Linked DNA regions of Homo sapiens: region 2 is linked to region 1. Evidence: chromatin loops called from intact Hi-C (ENCODE). Cell type or tissue: K562. All regions are shown on one strand. Links, peaks and the distances in the headings refer to the core of each region. The heading gives the core; the rest is flanking DNA.

Region 1 (12,995 bases), core at 4,395-6,894:
AAATACAGATAAACAGAGTTGGCAGTATATTATAGTGATAATTTTGTATTTTCACAAAAAAAAAGTTAAACTCTTCTTTTCTTTTTATTATAATGACCAGCTTTTGGTATTTCATTGTTACCAAGTTCTATTTTTAGAATAAAATTGTTCTCCTTCTAAAAGTTTTAAGTGTGTGATTTTGCTTCATTTCATTAAACTCAAGATAAATAGAAAACACTCAAAAGGGCAGATTGCAAGTGGGGTTGTCTGGGTAAGGAGCAGCAGCACCACCTGGGAACGTGTTAGAAAATGCAAATTCTTTGGCCCCAACCATGTTGAGTTGGAAATTCTGGGGTAGAGCTCAGCGATCTGATTGTGTTTTTAGAGACAGGGTCTTGCTCTGTCACCGAGGCTGGAGTGCAGTGGCACAATCATAGCTCACTATAACTAACTTTGAACCCCTTGGCTCAGTTCAAGCTATCCTCCAGCCTCAGCCTCCTAAGTAGCTAGGACTACAGGCATGCACCACCACACCCAGCTATTTTTAAAACATTTTTGTAGAGACGGGGTCTTGCCATGTTGCCCAGGCTAGTCTCAAACTTACAGCGTCAAGCAATCCTCCTGCCTTGGCCTCCCAGAGTGCTGGGATTACAGGACTCACCCACTGCACCTGGCCAGCAATCTATTTTAATGACTCTACCATGTGATTCTGATGTGCACCAAAATTTGAGAACCACTACTCAAAGGATTTTTATTTGCAGCTGCTGCTTTATTCGGCTGGACAGAATTTTAAAATTTGGTATACTAATGGTAGAAAATCTACCATTCTCTAGATAAATCAGTTACACATCCATTAGTGTATAGTATGGTATTTTCAACAGGCTTTTTCTTCTTTAAAAGTAGATATAATTTAGGCTGGGTGCAGTGGCTCACACCTGTAATCTCAGCACTTTGGGAGGCTGAGGCAGGCGGATCACCTGAGGTCAGGAGTTCGAGACCAGCCTGGCCAACATGCGAAACCCCATCTCTACCAAAAATACAAAAATTAGCCAGCTGTGGTGGCGTGTGCTTGTAATCCCAGCTACTGGGGAGGCTAAGGAAGGAGAATCGCTTGAACCCGGGAGGTGGAGGTTGTAGTGAGCCGAGATCACACCACTGCCCTCCAGCCTGGGTGACAGCAAGACTACGCCTCAAAAAAAAAAAAAAAAAAAACAACTAGATATAATTTATATCTGAGAATGGATTTAAATATTTGTTATAAGACAACCAAGGTAAAATGATGCTGTCTTAAGAAAAAAAAATTTTTTTCTTTGAGTTTTGCTCTTGTCACCCAGGCTGGAGTGCAATGGCATGACCTTGGCTCACTGCAACCTCCACCTTCCAGGTTCAAGCGATTCTCCTGCTCCAGCCTCCCTAGTAGCTGGGATTACAGGTGTCTGCCACCACGCCCAGCTAATTATTGTACTTTTAGTAGAAATGGGGTTTCACCATGTTGGCCAAGCTGGTCTCGCACTCCTGACCTCAGGTGATCCATCCACCTCAGCCTCCCAAAGTGCTGGGGTTACAGGTGTGAGCCACTGCACCCAGCCAAAAAAAAATTTTAAGTACCCTCCTATAGTCAAGCTCTGATGTCAGATTGCTTGGGGTTAAGTGCTTCCTCTACTACATACTAGCTGTATGACCTTGAGTAAGTTACTCCTCTTATCCTCCATGTCATCTGTAAAATGGGGATGGTAACAGTACTTACTGCACAGGGTTATTGCATGAGGATTATATAAGATACTTCATGTAAATTATTTAGGATACTGTCTTGCACAAGTGCTTTTAAAAAGTCTTATTAATCCCGACAAAGCCAATTTTCTGATACCCAAGGGGGAAAAAAAAAGTACCCTCTTTGGATATTTCTGCCTCCCTCCTCACTTTGCTATGGCTTCACAATGGCCACAGTTTACCCCCCCAACAACTTTAGGTGTGGGTATGTGTCTTGCTTTTAGTCCATAGGTATGAGAGTGGATGTAATAAACATGATGTCTGTTCTGGGGGTAAAAAGGCCCTCCTAACTTTCAGCTAATCACTTTTTTAAAATTACATTATACCCACCAAAAAATGCACAAATCAGAAGTATATGGAAATTTTGGCAAGTGATGTCACCAAAATGGTGGAGGAGATAACAGCCTTCATGCCCCGTCAAAAGAAACAAATACACACTGCTATCCACAAACCAAAATAGCCCTGGAGGGCTCAAGGGCAATTGTCTTAATATATGTATATATGTTTGTATGAATTAATGAATGGCAGGATCTCTCACTGTGTCGCCTATGCTGGAGTGCAGTGGTGTGATCATAGCACACTGCAGCCTCAAACTCCTGGGCTGAAGTGATCCTCCCACCTCAGACTCCCCAAATAGCTGGGACTCAGGTGCCACCATGCTTGACTAAGTTTTTGGTTGTTTTTTATTTTTGTTTCTGAGTAGAAACAGGGCCTCACTATGTTGCCTATGCTGGTCTCAAACTCTTGAGCTCAAGCGATCCTACTGCCTCAGCCTCCCAAACTGCTAGAATTACAGGCATGAGCTACTGCACCCAGCCTCAAGGGCCCATTAAAAAATGTGCAACAACCTAGTGGAGAATTAAAAGAAAAAATGCACATAAAAAATTGCTTATGAGATCAGAATTCCTGAGACACCAGAAGATGGCTAAGAAGAAAGGCAGGCACTATCGATATCAGTCATGTGGCCTGCTCTGCAGAGGATACCACCTTCTTTTGCCACAAAGGTAACCAACAGCCATGGCCATAGCAAGCTAGTTTGCACTCCAGAGCCAAGATCTCTCTGCATGTCCACACTCCAAACACCAGCTCAGCTGCCATTGAGAGCCCATGCTCCAGGCCCTGACTCCAAGGCTGGGCTGTGCACACCTATACCGCAAACAGTAAAGCCACTGCCATAGTAAGGGAGTTTACACCCTGGGCCCCAGAGCCAAGGTTTCTCTATGTGTTTACACCCTGGAGACCAGCTCAGTCATCACAGAGGGCCAGGCCTTGCCTCCACACTAAAGCCGCTGTAGCTGTGTGCACACTTGTGCTCTTGTCCCTGCCTGTTTCACAAGCTCCCATACTTCACCAGCAGGGTGTCTGTGCCCTGGGCACCAGTGCCATTACCACCCCAGAGCTATAGTCCCTTTACACATGCTGCTCTGTGGGCATCACTCATCAGACACCAGTTCCATTGCCACCTCAAGTGGGCTTGCATGCCAGACCCAGTGTCAAGAAGGATCCCTTTAGCCACAACTTCCCTGGTCGGGGAAAGAGAGATCAAGAGGACCCTACAGTCATCATCACCAAGCACCCCAACAGCCCTTACCACTGCTGCAAACACTGACAGTGTTGGTTGCTGAGGATCCCTGCAGTTTTCAACAGTGATCTCAGCTGAAAGAGCTACAAGGAGACTACACTGTTGCATCCTCACAGCTGCCAGAATCACTGCACCTCACCCAGCCAGTGCCCTCACATCCCCCTCTCACAGGGGAAGTCTTTCCTTAACAAAACCAGTCTTAAAAGTCTGGAAGAGGTGACTGCTGCACCAAATGCTCAAACATCAACGTAAGGTAAAAAGAAACATGAAAAGCCAAGAAAACATCAATATCAAAAGAACACAATAATTTCCCAGTAGCTAATGCCAGAGAAATGGAGAGCAACAAACTACATAACAAAGAATTCAAAGTAATCATTTTAAGGAAGCTCAGCAAACCAAGGAAATACAGAGGAACAATTCAATGAAATCAGGAAAACAAAATGAGAAATTTAATAGATTGAAATAAAAAAAGTTCCATAGCTGCAGAGTACAACAAATGAAAAATGCAATAAAGATACCAGGTTCAACATGGCTGACTAGATGCAGCTAGGATGTGCCTCTTCCACAAAGAGGAACCAAAATATTGAGTAAATCACATGAACAGATCTTTTAAGAGAGAACAGGCTGGGTGCAGTGGCTCACACCTGTAATCCCAACACTTTGGGAGGCCGAGGCAGGCGGATCACCTGAGGTCAGGAGTTCGAGACCAGCCTGACCAACATGGAGAAACCCTGTCTCTACTAAAAATACCAAACTTAGCCAGGCGTGGTGGCACATGCCTGCAATCCCAGCTACTTGGGAGGCTGAGGCAGGAGAATCACTTGAACCCGCAAGGCGGAGGTTGCGGTGAGCCGAGATCGCACCATTGCACTCCAGCCTGGGCAATAAGAGTGAAACTCCGTCTCAAAAAAAAAAAAAGAGAACACTGAAATTCAATAGAAGATGGGAGACACTGGTTAAAGAGGGAAGTAATAGGACTGCGTGCTTGGCATCACCAAGTGCCAGGACTGGCCCCAGACCAGGACCCAAGGAAAGGGTGAGTGAAGGAACTGTGGGGTACCACATTCCTGCCACAGGCCTCTGAGATCTTAGCTACAGAAGAGTTCCATGACCTCACAGACCTTTAGACTGGCAGAGGGAGCTAGGGAACTACGTGGAGACCACACACACACAGGTCACTTGAACTCATATAGAACCCCAAAGGCTTCTATGTGCTGGACAACTTAAGCAAAGCGTGACTCTGGGCACCAACCCCCAAGACTCTATGTCATGCCATAAGCTGCTGCAGCTGCTGCTGTCTGCCAGGCCAGGGAATGAGCACGGCCCAGGCACTCTCACTCTTATATGCCACAAAGACAGGCTACATCTGAGCATGCCCCATGCCTGCTCATCCCTCCCAAGACTGCCTGCCTGGCCATTCCCATGGCTTGTTGGGGAGGGAGGAGACAGGGGGAACCTGACCCCACAGTGTAGCCACCATTGCCCCATCTGAGTGTTTTGTTGGCAGCCTGGGGGCAATTTGCTCCTCCCTATCACAGCTGTTACTTGAGCCCAAGGGGCCAGTGGACAAGTCTGCTGACTTGGTACTTGTTCCCCAGGACTCAAGCACACCATCCAGGAGCATGGAGATTTATGATCTGATCTCAAGCAGGGTAGGAGCCCCCACTGTCAGAACCACAAAGAGCATGGTGTGGGTTCACGCAGTGGCAGGGAAGCATGGTGGCCCGCCCTCCATAAGACTAAAACAGAAAGGGTACGGCCTAATAACAATGGTTTCTGCCCCCAAGGAGTCACATGGCCTGTGGCTAGGCAATTTGAATGCAGTTGGCTTGGGACTAGCATAACCATTCTGTTCTGCTGCTGACAGCTAGATACTGGAGACCTACCAGCTCAGGGGTGTGGGAGCTGGGTGGGTCCCACTGCAATGTGGTACAGTGAAAACCCTGGGCTGTCCCAATTCCCCTGAATGGGCTCTGTAGCACAGGAGAGGCACCTCCCGGCCTCTCTGGAAGATTGCCCCAGTGGCCTGGAAGCTGACCCTAGACCCTTGCCAGCCACCTTGGCAGCAGAGCCGGGATGGGGACCACTGGGAACCCCATGGGCCCACTCATTGCCCAAGAATTCTGATACCTCTCCTGATTAACAAAGGCGAAGTAAAAATTTTACACCATCTCAACTACCGGGCGCCTGCAAGTGCCAGCTACTGGCTGGGAGGTCAACCTCCAGGGCCCATCACTTCTACTGACACCACTGGACAGTGCTTGGCCGCCTCTTTCCTGCAAGCTCCACCTACTGGCCCGTAGAGTGAACTGCACAACCCAATGTAATTCCTGCTGACTGAAGCACACAGCTCTGGAGAACGAGATAAGCCTCCCAACACCTCCACCTTCCCATCTCTGTAGGATAAAGTGAACCCGCTCACACACACAGTACACCATTACTACAACCTAAAAAACAACCAGCATTTGAGAAAACCACTACATTAAGGCTATTATTAATACAGAGCTTTGGCCCCCTAGAAACAAAGAGAAGCAGAATATGCACTTACCTTGCAATGCCCTACTTCAGAAATGAAGGAGAGATAAAGACTCTCAGACAAAAGCTGTGGGGGTTCATCTCCGCTAAACCTGCCTTATAAGAAATGTTAAGGGAATTCTTCCAGCTGAAAGAAAAGGATGCTAATTATTAACAGGAAAACATGAATATGAAATTCACTGGTTAAAAAGTAAGTACACAGTCAACTCCAGAATACTCTAATACCATAATGGTGGTTTGCAAATCAACTTATATCATTAGTATGAATGCTAAAAGACACAACTTTAGGCCAGGCATGGTGGCTCACGCCTGTAATCCCAGCACTCTGGGAGGCCAAGGCAGGCAGATCACCTGAGGTCAGGAGTTCGAGACCAGCCTGGTCAACATCGCGAAACCCCATCTCTACTAAAAATACAAAAACTAGCCGGGTGTGGTGGCGGGCACCCGTAATCCCAGCTACTCAGGAGGCTGAGTCAGGGAGAATCGCTTGAACCCGGGAGGCGGAGGCTGCAGTGAGCTGAGATTGCGCCACTGAACTCCAGCCTGGGCGACAGAGCGAGACTCCGTCTCAAAAAAAAAAAAAAAAAAAAAAAGGCACAACTTTAAAAAATAATAATAGCTATAATAATTTGTTAATGGATATATGATATAAAAATATAAATTGTGACATCAAAAACAAAATGGGGAGCATGGAGTAAAAGTATACAGTTTTTTTTAATGCAATGAAAATTATTAGTCTGAAATATCCTGTTATAAGATGTTTTATATAAGCCTCATGGTAACCACAAACTAAAAGCCAAGAGTAGATGCACAAAAAGTAAACAGTAAGGAATGAAAGCTTGCCACTAGAGAAAATCATCTAATCACAAAGGAAGACAGCAAGAGAGGAAGAAACAGAGGGTCTGCCAAACAACTAGAAAACAATGAACAAAATTGCAGTAGTGAGTCCTTATTTATCAATAATAATCTTGAATGTAAATGGGTTAAATTCTCTGATATGGTTTGTGTATTTGTTCCCTCCAAATGTCATGTTGAAATGTGACCTCCGTTATTGAAGGTAGAGCCTGACGGGAGGTGTCTGAGTCACAGAGGTGGATTCCTCATGGATGGCTTAGCATTATCCCCTTGGCGACAAGTGAGTTCGTGTTCTGAGTTCATGAGAGATCTGGTTATTTAAAAGAGTGTGGGACTTCCCCCCTCTCTTGCTTCCTCTCACCATGTGACATTTGACTTCACCTTCTGCCATGAGTAAAAGCTCCATGAGGCCCTCACCAGAAGCTGAGTAGATGCCAGCACCATGCTTCCTGTACAGCCTGCAGAACTGTGAGCCAATTAAATCTCTTTCCTGTATAAATTACTCAGTCTTAGGTATTCCTTCATAGCAACACAAAATAGATGCACACATTCTCACATGAAAAGACAGAGCAGCTGAATGGGTAAAGGAAAACAAGACCCAACTAAATGCTGCCTACAAGGACACACATGGTTTGAAAGAGAAGGGATGGAAAAAAGATATTCCATGAAAACAGAAACCAAGAGTGCAGAAGACACTATAGTTTTATCAAATAGAATAGACTTTAATTCAAAAACTGCAAAAAGAGACAAGGTAAGTAAATGACAAAGGGGTGAATTTGCAAGAGGATGTAACAATTGTAAATATATATGCTCCCAATGTCAGACCTCCTAAATACAGTCGTACCTCAGTATCTTGAAGGACGGGTTCCAGGCCCCTGGCAGATACCAGAAGACATACATATTCAAGTCCCATAATTGGCCCTGCAGAACTCTGCAGATACAGATTTTACATCCCACGAATACCATATTCTTTATATAGGTTTGGTTGCAGATGTGAAACCTGCTGATACAGGGGGCGAATTGTATTTACTGCAAAAATCTGTATATAAGCAGACCCACGCAGTTCGAACCCGTATCGTTCAAGGGTCAAACTGTATGTAAAGAAAGAAAAAACGCGTTCCTTTCTGATCTGAAGGAAGAAATAGCAACACAGCTGAAGAGGACGTTAATACCCCACTTTCAACAATGGACTTACCATCCAGACAGAGTATCAGTAAGGATATATTAAACTTGAACTACGTACATCAAACCAAATGGCGCTAAAAGACATATACAGAACATTCCAACTAACAGCAGCAGGATACAAATTCTTCTCAAGCACACACAGAACATACTGCAGGAGAGATCATATATTTGACCACAAAACAAGTCTTTATAAATTTAAAAGACTGAAATAACATCAAGTACCTTTCAAACCACAATGTTATATAAATAGAAACCTAAAAGGAATTCTAGAAAATTCAGAAAGATATGGAAATTAAACAGATGCACCTGAATAGCCAATGGGTCAAAGAATTAAAGGGGATATTTAAAAATGTCTTGAGACAAACAAAAGTGGAAACCCAACATACCAAAACTTACAGTATGCAGCAAAAGCAGATCCAAAAGGAAAGTTTACAGCAATAAATGCCTACGTCGAAAAAAGAAGAAAAATCTGATATAAACAACCTAACCTATCACCTCAATCAACAGAGTAATGAGACAACTTACAGAATGGGAAATAATATATGTAAACCATACATGTGATGAGGGGTTAATATTAAAAAATATATAAGTATCTGAAGCAATAGTAAGAAAACAACCCTATTAAAAATACAGGCAAAGGATCTGAATAGCCATTTTTCAAAAGAGGACATACAAACGGTCAACAGATACATGAAAATATGCAAATCACGAATCATCAGGGAAATGCAAATTAAAATCATGATATCTCACAACTGTTAAAATTGGCTATCATCAGCTGGGTGTGGCGGCTCATGCCTGTAATCCTAGCACTTTGGGAGGCCGAGGTGAGTGGATTGTCTGAGTTCAGGAGTTCAAGACCAGCCTGGGCAACATGGCAAAACCCTGTCGCTACTAAAAAAATACAAAAAAATTAGCTGGGTGTGGTGGTGCACACCTGTAATCCCAGCTACTTGGGAGGCTGAGGCACGAGAATCGCTTGAACCTGGGAGGTGGAGGTTGCAGTTGACCGACATCATGCCACTGCACACCAGCTTGGGTGACAGAGCAAGACTCTATCTCATTAAAAAAAAAAAAAAAAAAAAAAGGTTATCATCAAACAGACGAAAGATATCAAGTGTTGGTGCATACGCAGGCAAAAGGGAACCCTTGTATGCTGTTGGTGAGAATGTAAATTAGTATAGGCATTATGGGAAACTTGTGGTGGTTAAAACAACTCCATATTGGATGCTAATCCACCATGTTGACTTCTGATTAACCCCAGTTCCGGGAATGCCTCTAAGGTTTCCACTTTCACTTACTTTCTGTAAATCCTGTCCTTAGGTCAAAACAGTCTTGATGCTCTCATAAACACATACTTACCATAAATCTTGCCCTTAGGCAAATTCCTTATGATAGAAAAGCCCTGGGTCTAGGGGCTAACAGTACAGGGATCCACCATCTTACAGTCACTGGAGACATGGCTTCTATTTGTAAGTTCCTATTTTCTTTCTGAGAAACTGGATTTGTCAGCCTCTTTCTTTGGCCTCACAGCTCCTCAGCTTTACCTACTCACTATGGAACAAAACTATAGTATGGAGATTCCTCAAAAAATTAAAAATAGAACTACCATATTATCCAGCAGTCCCACTTATGGGTATTTACCTAAAAGATCTGAAATCAGCATGTTGAAGAGATATCTCTACTCCCATGTTCATGAATATATAAAGAAAATGTGGTATACATACACTATGTAAAACTATTTAGCCTTAGAAAAGAATGAAACCCTGTCATTTGTGATAACATGGATGAACCTGGAGGGCATTATGTTAAGTGAAATAAGCCAGGCACAGAAAGACAAATACTGCATGATCTCACTTATGATATGGGAATCTAAAAAAGTTGAACTCATAGAAGCAGAGACTATAATGGTGGTTACCAGAGGCTCTGGGGACTGGGAGTTCATCAAAGGATATAAAGTTTCAGTTAGACAGGAAGATTACATTCAAGAGATCTACTGAATATCATGCTGACTATAGTTAACAACAATATGATGTAGACTTGAAAACTGTTGAGAGTAGATTTTAAGTATTCTGACCACAAAAGAAAATGAGGTAATGCGTATGTTAATTTTCTTCATTTAGCCATTCCACAGGGTATACATATGTCAAAACATATTATACAATATGTAATAAAGTTTTGTCAACTTTAAAAGTTTTTTTTTTTAAAGTACATAGCACAATGAATCATCACAAAGTGAACAAACCTATCTAACTCCCGCTTAGGTCAAAGACTAGAACATTACCAGCACTCCAGAAGTGCCCCTGGTATTCCCAACCATTCTTCCCTAGTTGTTAGATAACAACTGACTTTTAACACCATAGATTAGTATTGCCTGATTTAGAACTTTATAAAGCAGAATCAAGCTTCTTTTGCATATGGGTTCATTGCATTTAATTTCATAGGAAAACTAAATTTCTGTTCTATGCAAGGAATCAATATATGGTATATACAATCTACATTTTCATTAAATGTTTATAGCCAAAACCAGTTTTCATTATATCCTCTGAAAATGCTTCAAATAAATGTTTATTTTTGATCCTTGCAAATGTTGTGTATGAGAGTGCAGAGAAACCAACAACTTCTGAAGAAATAATGCATACTAAAATGAAACATTTGATAAATACAAACATTTTATGCCTACTCTGCTATTGTGTGATCATACAGATTAGTGGGCTTGTAGTAGAGGTTAGAACCCAATTTAACAGACATCTCCGGATATAAGCAGCTGACAACCTCACAAAAAAGAGGAAGACAAGTTGGAAATCTAAGATTAAGACCTGGAAGATTTCTATTGTGAACATAAAGAACTCAGCTTCCTTCTCTTTTCCTGCAGCTATACCCATCCATCTGATACGGAAGGGGGCCAGGGAAGTGCTGGAAAGGGAAGGGCTTGGTCCCTTCAAATGATATGGAAGTGGGGAAGGGAAGTGCTGGGTAGAAGAGGGCGCAGTCCCTGGCTAGGGTTCCAACCCCACGGACCTAGGTGAGGACAGGCATTTTTGTTTTCCTCCCCAAATGTTGCATTTCCCAAGACCACCCTGGCCTGCCACAGCCCCATCCTGTGCCTATAAAAACCCTGAGACCCTAGCAGGCATGGAACAGGAATTAAAAGAAATGAAGGAATGTGTAAGCAGAAACTCAGTTGTATGTAAGAAAACCCAGTTCCCCCTGAGAAAGACAAAGAGAAAGAGCTGGAGTCCTTTAAAAATTAACTGCCTGTTTTTCTGTGGCTAGTGAGCCTTATCTCTCCTCCTTTCCCAGGCATTGTGAAGACCCTGTTTCTCTGGCTGTGCAGCTGCAAGGTCAATAGACAGATAAACTCAAGTCATAAAACATGTTTTTCCTTGAAAAGTAATAAATGATGTAATGCATGTCTCAATTAATTAAATAACTGTCTTTGTTTCTCGCTTCTGTAATATGCTTCCCCCTGAAGAGATCTCCCCCCACCCCAAGAAATGCTTAAAAGGTAACTTAACTCTTTGTTCAGGGCTCAGTCCTTTGGATGTTAATCCGACTAGGCCAATGCATCTAAATAATGAATATCCTCCTCAACCCCATCGGTCTCTCTGATTCCTTATCAATCCCGCCACAGGCAGACAAACAGGCAGCTGGATGTCGAGAGGGGGCACATGAGCAGAGGAACACACAAGCAGCTGGACGTCAAGAGGACATTGAGGGGAGCACGCCAGCACACCAGCAGGCCATCAACCAGCGGAATGAGGTGGAGAGTTTGGCTGGGGCAGTTGAAGGAGAGCCCGGACCGCCGAGCGGCCAGACTCCAGGGGAAAACCATCTCCCTTCTGGCTCCCTCATCTGCTGAGAGTTACTTCCACTCAAAAGCTTACACTCATTCTCCAAGCCCATGTGTGATTCAGTTCTTCTGGTACACCAAGGCAAGAACCCTGGGATACAGAAAGCCCTCTGTCCTTGAGATAAGGCAGGGGTCTGAGCTAACACGAGCCACCTACGGACAGCTAAACTAAAAGAGCACCCTGTAACACATGACCACTGGGGCTTCAGCTGTAAAAATTCACCCCTAGACCCTGCCATAGGGTCAGAGCCCTACAGCCTGCCCATTGGTATGCTCCCCTAGAGGTTTGAGCAGCGGGGCACTGAAGAAGCGAGTCACCCTCATCGCATGCTCTGCAAGGGGGACAAGGGAACTTTTCCTGTTTCACATCCTAACCCTCTTCCTTCTCATCTCAGGAAAAGATGGCCTTTCTGTGCAAAAATATCTAGATTTATCACCTCCCAGCTACTCAAAGACTTTTCCCCTTTCTATTAAAACATTAATCATAATCACTTTAAAAAAAATTTTTTAAGAACCAGGTAAAGTGCCACCTCTTTTACACAGAACTTTTACCACGCTTCAAACCTGTTCGTTTTCTATTTTTCTTCTATTCCTTGTTCTCTGCTGCTAGTGCTGCTGCTTCAAAAAGTTGAGAGGAAGGCATGTATCAAAAGGTCTCTCAGGACATGTTGTTCTATCCTGTTTCTCTGCTGTGGGATCAGGAATGGAATTTCCAGGAACCTCCAGTTCTCTGCACCCAAGGGTATATAAAAGGAAAAAAATCAGCTGATAAGGAACACTTCCTAACTCATTCTATGAGACCAGTATTACCCTGATACCAAATCTAGACAAACATACCACAAAAAACTAGAAACCAATATCCGTTACAAATACAGATGCAAAAATCTTCAACAAAATACTAATGGTGCTTTATGAATGTGGCTTCAAGCCTAAACAACTTGCCTTCCCAAACCCCTTTTATATGGAAATCCAATTCTGCCACTACATTGTTCTTTGTGAATAATACCTAAAATCATATAACTCCTCTGCTTAAAAACCTACAGCTCTTCTTTACCTAAAGAAAGAAGTCTAGATAGCAAAACCCATAATTTGTAGTCCTCTTAAGCGTGGTCCCCATCCTATCTTCCCAACCTTGTTTCCCATTATTCACCTTCATCGACCCTACAACTACTTTTTGCAAAAATGATTCAGGCATTTTTGTCTTTCTTCGTTTTTCCCTCTTCCTGGAAAATACTTCCC
Region 2 (8,332 bases), core at 5,238-7,737, 86 kb before region 1:
TCTGGGTCTGGTTTGGCATGACTTGCACGAATCCAGGAGGATTTTTCTTTTATTTTGATAGCAGTGTAGGTGGTCAGTGGTACTTTGCAAGGACATTCCCAGTTAGGTGACAGCGTATGTTTTCTTCTAAAAGCCTTGATGTACTCTGATTTCCCAGTCAAAAGGTTTATAGTAAGGTCTGTCAGTCAGCACAAGCCATGCCCCTTTTACCTGTTGATGATATGCTCTAAATGTAATAGGGTCTGTGTATATCTAGTCATAGCGTCAAATTGTTCACTGAAGTCCCTGTAATGTTCATTCAATCCAGAAATGGAAGGTTTAGAGCTGCCAGTAGGCATGGGGCAACCAAACACTATTTCAAAAGAGGTTAATCCATGTCTTCTATTTGGAGTATTCTAGATTTTTATAAGGGGTAATGGTTTTGTTTTTGTATGTTTGTTTGTTTGTTTGCTTGTTTTTATGGAGTCTCGCCCTGTCTGGAATGCAGTGGCGCGATCTCAGCTCACTGCAACCTCCACCTGCCGGATTTAAGCAATTCTCCTGCCTCAGCCTCCCAAGAAGCTGGGATTTCAGAGACAGGGTTTCACCATGCTGGCCAGACTGGTCTCAAACTCCTGACCTCAAGTGATCTGCCTAGCTCGGCCTCCCAAAGTGCTGGGATTACAGTGCTGAGCCACCGCACCCTGCGCATTTTTTTTTTACAAGGTGTAATGCTTTCAGCCAATTAAGTCCAATTTCTTGACAGACTTGTCCTAAAGTTACTTTTGTGTCTCAGTGTTTACATTCCACTTGCTCTGAGGATTGGGAATGATATAGGGTATTAAATTTCAATGAATATCCTAGAACTTTTGCAAACAACTGTTTTATTTCTGCTGTAAAATAAGTTCCAGTGGTCTGATTGAATCTATAATAGAACATCCAAATGAAGAATGATCTGTTATTTATTATTTATTAATTGATTAATTTATTTTTGAGACAGAGTCTTGCTCTGTCTCCCAGGCTGGAATGCAATGGCACGATCTCAGCTCACTGCAACCTCCATCTCCCAGGCTCAAGTTTCCTGCCTCACCCTCCCAAGAAGCTAGGACTACAGGCATGCACCACCACACCAGGCAAATTTTTGTATTTTTTGTGAAGATGGGGTTCTGCCATGTTGGCCAGGCTGGTATCGAACTCCTGACCCAGATGATCCACCTGCCTCAGCCTCCCATAGTGTTGGGATTAAAGGCATGCGCCACCAGACCAGGGTAATTTTTGTATTTTTTGTACAGATGGGGTTCTACAATGTTGGCCAGGCTGGTATCAAACTCCTGACCCCAAATCATCCACCTGCCTCAGCCTCCCAAAGTGCTGGGATTACAGGCGTGAGCCACCACGCCTGACCTGTTATTAATTTCTTTACCACTGTCATGGTGTCAGCACATCTAGTCAGATAGCGTTCAATCCATCCACTAAACATACAGACAACAATCAAACAGTAAGAAGAGCCTAAAGCCTAATGTCTTAGAGGACTTGCTGAGGCACGTTGGTCTCCTCCAAAAATCTGATGGGATTTATTAGAAGTGCACTGAGAATAATTCAGTTAGAAATTTTGTAAATACCAAGGCAAAACCAATTATCTTTTCATTCCTTAACTATCCTCTGTCTGTACATATGTCCCATCTGAAGGGAGATAAGTGCTTCAAGCCAAGAAGTTAAAAAAAGGGGGGCCACAGGAACTCCATTGGCCCCATGTATAATACACCTGATAATTATCTGACATTCTTTTGTATTCATTTGTGGGTTTTTTGTTTGTTTGTTTGTTTGTTTGTCGCACTGTGCCCATTCTCTGGTAATCAATAACACCAGTAAGCAATAAAGGCAGGTTAATAAAGGGTGGAAAAGAATAGGAGGGTTCTTTGGGGCTGCATTCTTAGTGGCCTTCTCCACCCTCTCGTTCCCTAGAGATATACTATCAGTCTCCTTAGGGTGAGCTGAACAATGAGCAATAGCAATTTGAATAGGGAGGTGAACAGCCTGTAATAGAGCAGCAATTATATGCTAATTGGAAATAGGATTATCAGCAGAAGTTAAGAATCTGCTGGACTTCCAGATTGCCAATAGTGTGGCAGACACCCAAAGCATATCTGGAGTCAGGGTAAATAGTGGCAATTTTTCCTTTTGCCATTACACCAGCTCTAGCAAGATCTATACATTCGGCAGCTTGGGCTGACTTTACAGTGGACAAAGAGGATGCCTGAAGTGTTTCACAAGGGAAAACTATGGCTTCACAGTTATGTTTCCTGGAAATGTCATCCACAGAAGCCATTACAAAATAGAAATAAGTCTGGATTGTCTAAAGGAGTATCTAGGAGGTCTTCTTGTGGCTTTGAGACCTTTTCTATAGCTGCAAGGCAAACATATTGAATGGAGTGAGGCTCTCCATCATCAGGCAGGGGCAGTAGAGCAGCTGGATTTAAAGTGTTACAACAATGCAACATGATGGAGGAGCTGGTAAACAGGGCCTGTGCATAGGTGGCCTGCCATCTGGAGAAAGGTGCTGTATCTTATGAACTTGTAAGAGAACAGGCAGCATGGGGAACATATGGATGAATGAAGGAGTGTAATATCAGAATATGCTGGCTTTGTCAATTATTAGGGTGGTAGCTGTGGCTACTGCACATCGGCATGGGGGTCCAATTGACATGAGAAATATGCTACAGGGTGTATCAGAGAGGCAAAAAAATTGTTCCAAATATCTGCAGCAATCCCATTGTGTCATGGTGAGATGGGCGAAAAGGTCTGTCAAAATCAGGTTAGCTGAGAGCAGGGGATGTGGATGTTAATTTTAAGGCTCCGGAGGAGATTTATGGATCTGCAGGCCAAGAAAATGGGCTCAGAATTAATATCTGGGAGGAGGGTATAAAGGAGCTTAGCAAAGGCAACAAAATTAGGAATATATTGGTGGCAATAACTAGCTGCTCCTAGAAATTTACATAGATGTTTTTTTGGGAGGGGAATGCACAAAACTGACTCTAGGCATTTTGGGGCGAGCTTTTGAGTGCTCTGAGATATGACAACCTAGCAATTCAATCCTACATAAGTAACAGTTATTTGCACCCACTGAAGTTTAGGTTGGAAGGCTTTATGGCCTCTGTTGAGCTAGTGCCTTTAGGAAAATGAGGGAGTCTGGAAGAGTGGGTTGCTTAGTTCAGTAACAAACTAAAAGATCATATCGGAATAATGAACAAGAGTAGAGCCTTGGGTAAAGGACACAGAGTCTAAGCTGACTTTAAGGACTCGGGAAAACACTGAAAAGGACTCATGGTATCCCTGACCTATATGAGTTCATGTTCATTTTCTCCCTCTAAATGTGAATGTAAAGAGAAATTTTGAGTCAGGGCGCAATGGAATTGAACAGAAAATTGAGCAGATGTCAATCATTGTAAATCAGGCTGTATCAGCAGAAATTGAAGTAGAAATGTCAGCTGGATTAGGGACTAAGGGGTGGTGAAAAATCACAAAGGAGTTTATGGGCTCTTAGATCTTGTACAAATCAATAGATTTTATTCCTGTCTGAATCAAATGTTCCTTATTTCTTTACTGGCAAGATTAAGGTATTACAGAGTAAGGAAGGAAATAAAGACAAGAACACCCTCTGTAAAAGACAGTCTATTATAAGTTTGTTGACCTAAAAGGAAGAAGCTGAGGCAAAATTAAAGAGTTTTTCTGTGCCAAGGCTGAGGATTGCAGCCTGATTCCAGGTTGCCTTGGCAAGCCTTTGGGAGAACAAAGGAAAGGCTCAAGTTTTTAAAGAAAAAGGACGAATCAGGAGAGGGAGTGATTACAAAATACGTTCATCAAGAATTCTCACTGATTTACAGAAACACATTGGTTAGTGATTGTCTATACGTTGTTAAACTATAGGGTATATGACATCTTATGGCTGTATGGCATCAGTTAGTCTATAGCTCATATAGCACATATAGCTTCAAGAGGTAATTCTTTAGCTCAAGGGCGAATGAAACCTGACTGCTGTTATATTATAAATACCTCTCTGGGCCTGATAATTTAAAGGAGTTTGCATTCCTTAGATAAAAAGGGTTTTTTTTTTTTCTTTCTTTCTCAGGTTTAATTTCTTGCTCTGCATTTTGTGAGAGGGCATACTGAGCTACTATCAGGAAAGATTTATTCTTTTCCAGGCAATAACTACAGGCTCCACACACAGTAGCAATTCAATCTCATTGGCATGTGAGGCTGGGAGATGAGTTGAGACATCTTTAAAGGTTGCTTCCTCTTCAGAGGATTTAAAATCAAGATGAATTTCCATTAGGGAAAGGAGGAAGTCTAAGGCCAGGGAAATAAAAATGCTTCTCTCTTTACATTGTATAACACATCTCCACCTAACAGGTTTGTTGGTGAGGACTCAGAAACTAGAAAACCTTGACTGAAAACACTCCCACAGGGTTGACAAGCATTGCATATTGGTTTCTAGAGAAATACAATTATAATTCAGCATTAATCAGGCTGCACTTTGGCCCACTTCCTTGTTGCTGAAAGGCACATAGCACTAGAATCTGAGCATCTGCAGATGTAACCACATTGTTCCTCTGGATAGGATTGCTGACATTAGGGTTGTAAGACTGTTTAAGAGTTGATTTGCATCCCCATTATTCCTACAGACAGGATCTCTGACATAAGAATCATACGTTTTGTTTCATACCCTGAATTCCAGCATAGAGGAATGGGATCAGCATGAAAATACAGCTTCTTCAACTCCCATGTCATTAGTTTACCCTGTACCCTTCAACCAATCAACAATCTCCACACTTTGGCCTACTCCAAAATCCTTAAAAACCCTAACCCCAAAATCCTCAGGGAGGTGGATTTGAGGTTTCCTCTCATCTCCTCGTTTGGTGGCCCTACAATTAAACCTCTTTCTCTGCTGCCCCCAATATGTGTCTCCGCATATTGATTTGCTGTATACATTGGGCAATGAATCTATTAGAGTTACATGATGGGTGTTAAGAAGGCCTAAGGGTATTGCAGTGGCCTGATACATGGGCAATGAAATACGTTGCCCAGAAACTCCAATAGCTTGAATAGAAGCAGAGGTGACAGGGAGAGAGATCCTCTGAGCAGATGGTAGGGACAGTTGCACCAGTGGCAATTAAGTATTACAGTTCCCAGCTGGCCCTGTGGCCCATGTCTATAGTCTGAGGCTGAGACAGGAGGATTGCTTGAGCCCAGGAGTCCAGTCTGTGCAACATAGCTAGAGTTTGTCTCTTATAAAAAAAGAAAGAGAATTTCAGTTCCCAATCCTCTACTGTAAGTTTAATAGTGGGATCTAGGGGGTGACTGAAAATTAGCTGACCCCATCAATCGATGGGGTATTGTCCCACAGAAGAGAGAAAGCTGACCTTGTGAAGGTGCTGGGGTCTAGGGAGATTGTTATTTAAGCTTTCCTTTCTCATAAGTCTAGGACAGCTGTTTTTCCAATGCCCTTGTTTTTTACAATATCTGCAAACATCTGAAGACAAAGCTCTGTGGTTGGGGAGAAAGGTGAGTGGGTTTTGAGTTTTCCCTGGAGTTATGATTTTGTTTTTGTAAAGAATCAATTTTCAAAGCAAGTACTATTGACTTTAATCCGTTTTTCCTCTTATTTTCCTGCAAGTTATTTTTAAAGAATTGCATAGCTCCTTCTATAATAACATTCAGAGAATGACCTGTCCAGCCAATGACACTATTTTGGATTTGCCTCTTTGTATCAGGGTGATTTCTAACCAAGGCAGAATTTAAAAATTGTTCATGTCCTAGGGCTTCAGAATTTAATGCAGTGAACCTTTCAAAAGTTTGTATAAATCATTCCATATAGGCCTTAAGATGTTCCCCTTTCTTCTGAGTACATAATTCAACCCTAGACCACTTCACCTTAGAGGAAAAGGCCTCTAATATTGTCCCTATCAGGCCCCATAACTCAGCCATTTCCTGGTCAATTGTAGGAGGACCTGGGAGAAGTTCTGGCCACTTATTCCCTCTAGAGGTAAGACATTCATTTGGGGGCTTTCTGGAATGTCTGATAACCACAGTATAATCATGGGTGTAAAGAACACCCCTTAGTAGCCAGTGGAGGTTCCTATGAATGGGGTTATAAATGGCCACTAATCTTTCTAACTCCTCTCTAAATTTGATAGGCTCTTTCAAAAGTGGAGACAAAAGGGCTTTGTAATTTAGAAGATCTGTTTCTGTCCAAGGGACATGAATTCTTTGCAGTAGGGATCCAGGATATATTCACAGGAGGCATTGTATAGGAAGGTCTGTGGCTGAGGAGTCTGATTACAGAACACCAGGAAGTAGGAGGAGTTGTAAGGTACAGCAAAGCAAGACTAGCTGCACGTACCAGGGCCTGTGCCAGGTTTATTTTCTGGCTGTCAGCATTGACACAAGTGACCTGTATACTCTGAGCCTAGAGATCAGGCTGGAGTGCTCTCTGAAAATTTTGCAAGGAAAGGAAAGATAAAGCAGGCAGTTGATGTTTAAAGGATTTTCTAGGGAAGCTGGAGTTTTAGAACTTACATAAAAATTTGTGGAGGAGGTGGGACTGGATTTGGAGGAGAGTTTAAGCCAGTGGCCCAGAGATCAAAAGATCTTCTGGAGGATCAGGGACTGGAAGTTGGAGATAAAGGGGTATATAGGAACTGAAATTGTCTCCTTGCAAGTTTCACCCATTGTTCTTGGAATACATGTTTGCCTTCTTCACATGAGAGATTCCATATTTTTCAGAGAAAAAGATCTCATACTTCTCCCACCCTGAACCACTTTTCCAAGCTCCGTTCCTCCAATTCTTACTAACATGTTCCTAGACCTTTCACCATCTCCTTACATGCCCTGTTCTCAACATCCTTCTGATATTGAACAAAATATTCAAGAAGAGCTGTGAAACAGATGAGTACAACATAATTGAAACTGATAGCCTTAGGCCTATTCTAACAGTGTAAACATTTCAGAGCTCAGGGAATCCCTAAAGATGATCTAGTCTAAGCCCTTTACTTCACAAATGAAGAAACTGAAGTTAATTACTCATCAGAGCAAGGCACAAGACAGGCTCCTGGTCCAGTAGATAGTCAGGAGTGGACCCAAGCCTGGAATTTCAAGTTAATTATCTTATTCTATTTGAATTCTTATTCTGATGCAACACGGAAAACCCCCTGTTAGATCTGCAAGATCTAGCTCCCTGCCAAAGACTATTTATTCTCTCTAAAGAGATGATGAAATTATTTTAGAAAGAGGGCCAAATGTCCTATTTGAGAGGAATAATTTATAGTCATTTTATCTGTTTCTCATGAATTATCAGCTTCTTGGTAGCCTTTTAAAGAAAGGGTTAATAAAATAGTTTACAACTTGTTAAAAGAGCTATAGAAAATTATATTAAGTTCTTATATAAACTCTTTGTATGATACTTAAATTTTTTAGGTCAAACATAAACTGAATCTCAGTAAAAATTATAAGACAGAGGCAATTCAGCTTAAACCATAAGTGGTCCATGTCATACATCTTTTATCTCCTATAGAGAGAAAAATAAACTTAAGACTAATTTTTTAGAACAAGAAAGGATAACCCATTTGCATCCCTATTTATCACTTCCTTTCACTGTGTTCACTTTTTTCAGGAAAAAGTAAACCAAATCAAGTAGAAAATGTCAAATTTTTAGTGAAGACATTTAAACACTTCAAAAGGGTGAGCAGTTACATTCCTTTTAAAGAATTCTATCTTAATATTGATGAGAGAATAGTTAAAAAAGGATCATAAGGCCTCCTTTGCATGTAATATGTATAACGTATAGTGAGACAATTTGTAAATAATCTAGTGAAAAACTGGTTTTACTAATCTGTTTCCCTAAAATAAATCTGCCTATTTGTAATTGAGAACTTCCTGGAAAATGAACAATAAACACATAAAAGTTTTACTTTTATGTGCATTACAAACTTCGGCTGTCAACAATTTGCACAAATTATTTTGGGAAGAATCTTCTTATATACTCTTCCCTCTGAAAGACTGGTAATTTAAAATAGGAAAATGCACAATCATACAGTGTTAGAATTGCATTAGAGAGTCACATAGAGACCACTCTAGATTTTTTTTTTTTTTTTTGAGATGGAGTCTCACTCTTGTGGCCCAGGCTGGAGTGCAGTGGTGCAATCTCGGCTCACTGCAACCTCCGCCTCCTGGGTTCAAGCAATTCTCCTGCCTCAGCCTCCCGAGTAGCTGGGATTACAGGCATGCGCCACCATGCCCGGCTAATTTTTGTGGTTTTAGTAGGGATAGGGTTTCACCATGTTGGCCAGGCTGGTCT

What was found. A loop is a pair of places that touch in the nucleus more often than their neighbours do. Peaks named below come from ENCODE experiments on the same cell type or tissue, not always from the same donor. Only the 100,000 strongest peaks of a DNase experiment are listed, where the experiment ranks them.
Region 2: it touches region 1 in a loop (2.4-fold over the local background); 7 of 110 quality-filtered maps call a loop at or near these places.

Annotation. Positions count from the first base shown.
Region 1 is chr11:102,383,498-102,396,492 of GRCh38, reverse strand. It overlaps TMEM123 (transmembrane protein 123), which reads left to right. Exons shown (of 5, transcript NM_052932.3): 5 at 1-161. Among named protein-coding and RNA genes, the nearest start is that of BIRC2, 43 kb to the right of the region's middle. In K562, for the core only: a CTCF peak has its summit at 5,630 (motif pointing left); a DNase peak (open chromatin) is centred at 5,632.
Region 2 is chr11:102,475,040-102,483,371 of GRCh38, reverse strand. All of the region lies in intron 1 of LOC124902740 (a long non-coding RNA gene), which reads right to left. All of the region lies in intron 1 of LOC102723838 (a long non-coding RNA gene), which reads right to left. Among named protein-coding and RNA genes, the nearest start is that of TMEM123-DT, 26 kb to the right of the region's middle. RefSeq lists a silencer at 6,422-6,471. In K562, for the core only: no CTCF peak of the experiment used is centred there; a DNase peak (open chromatin) is centred at 6,351.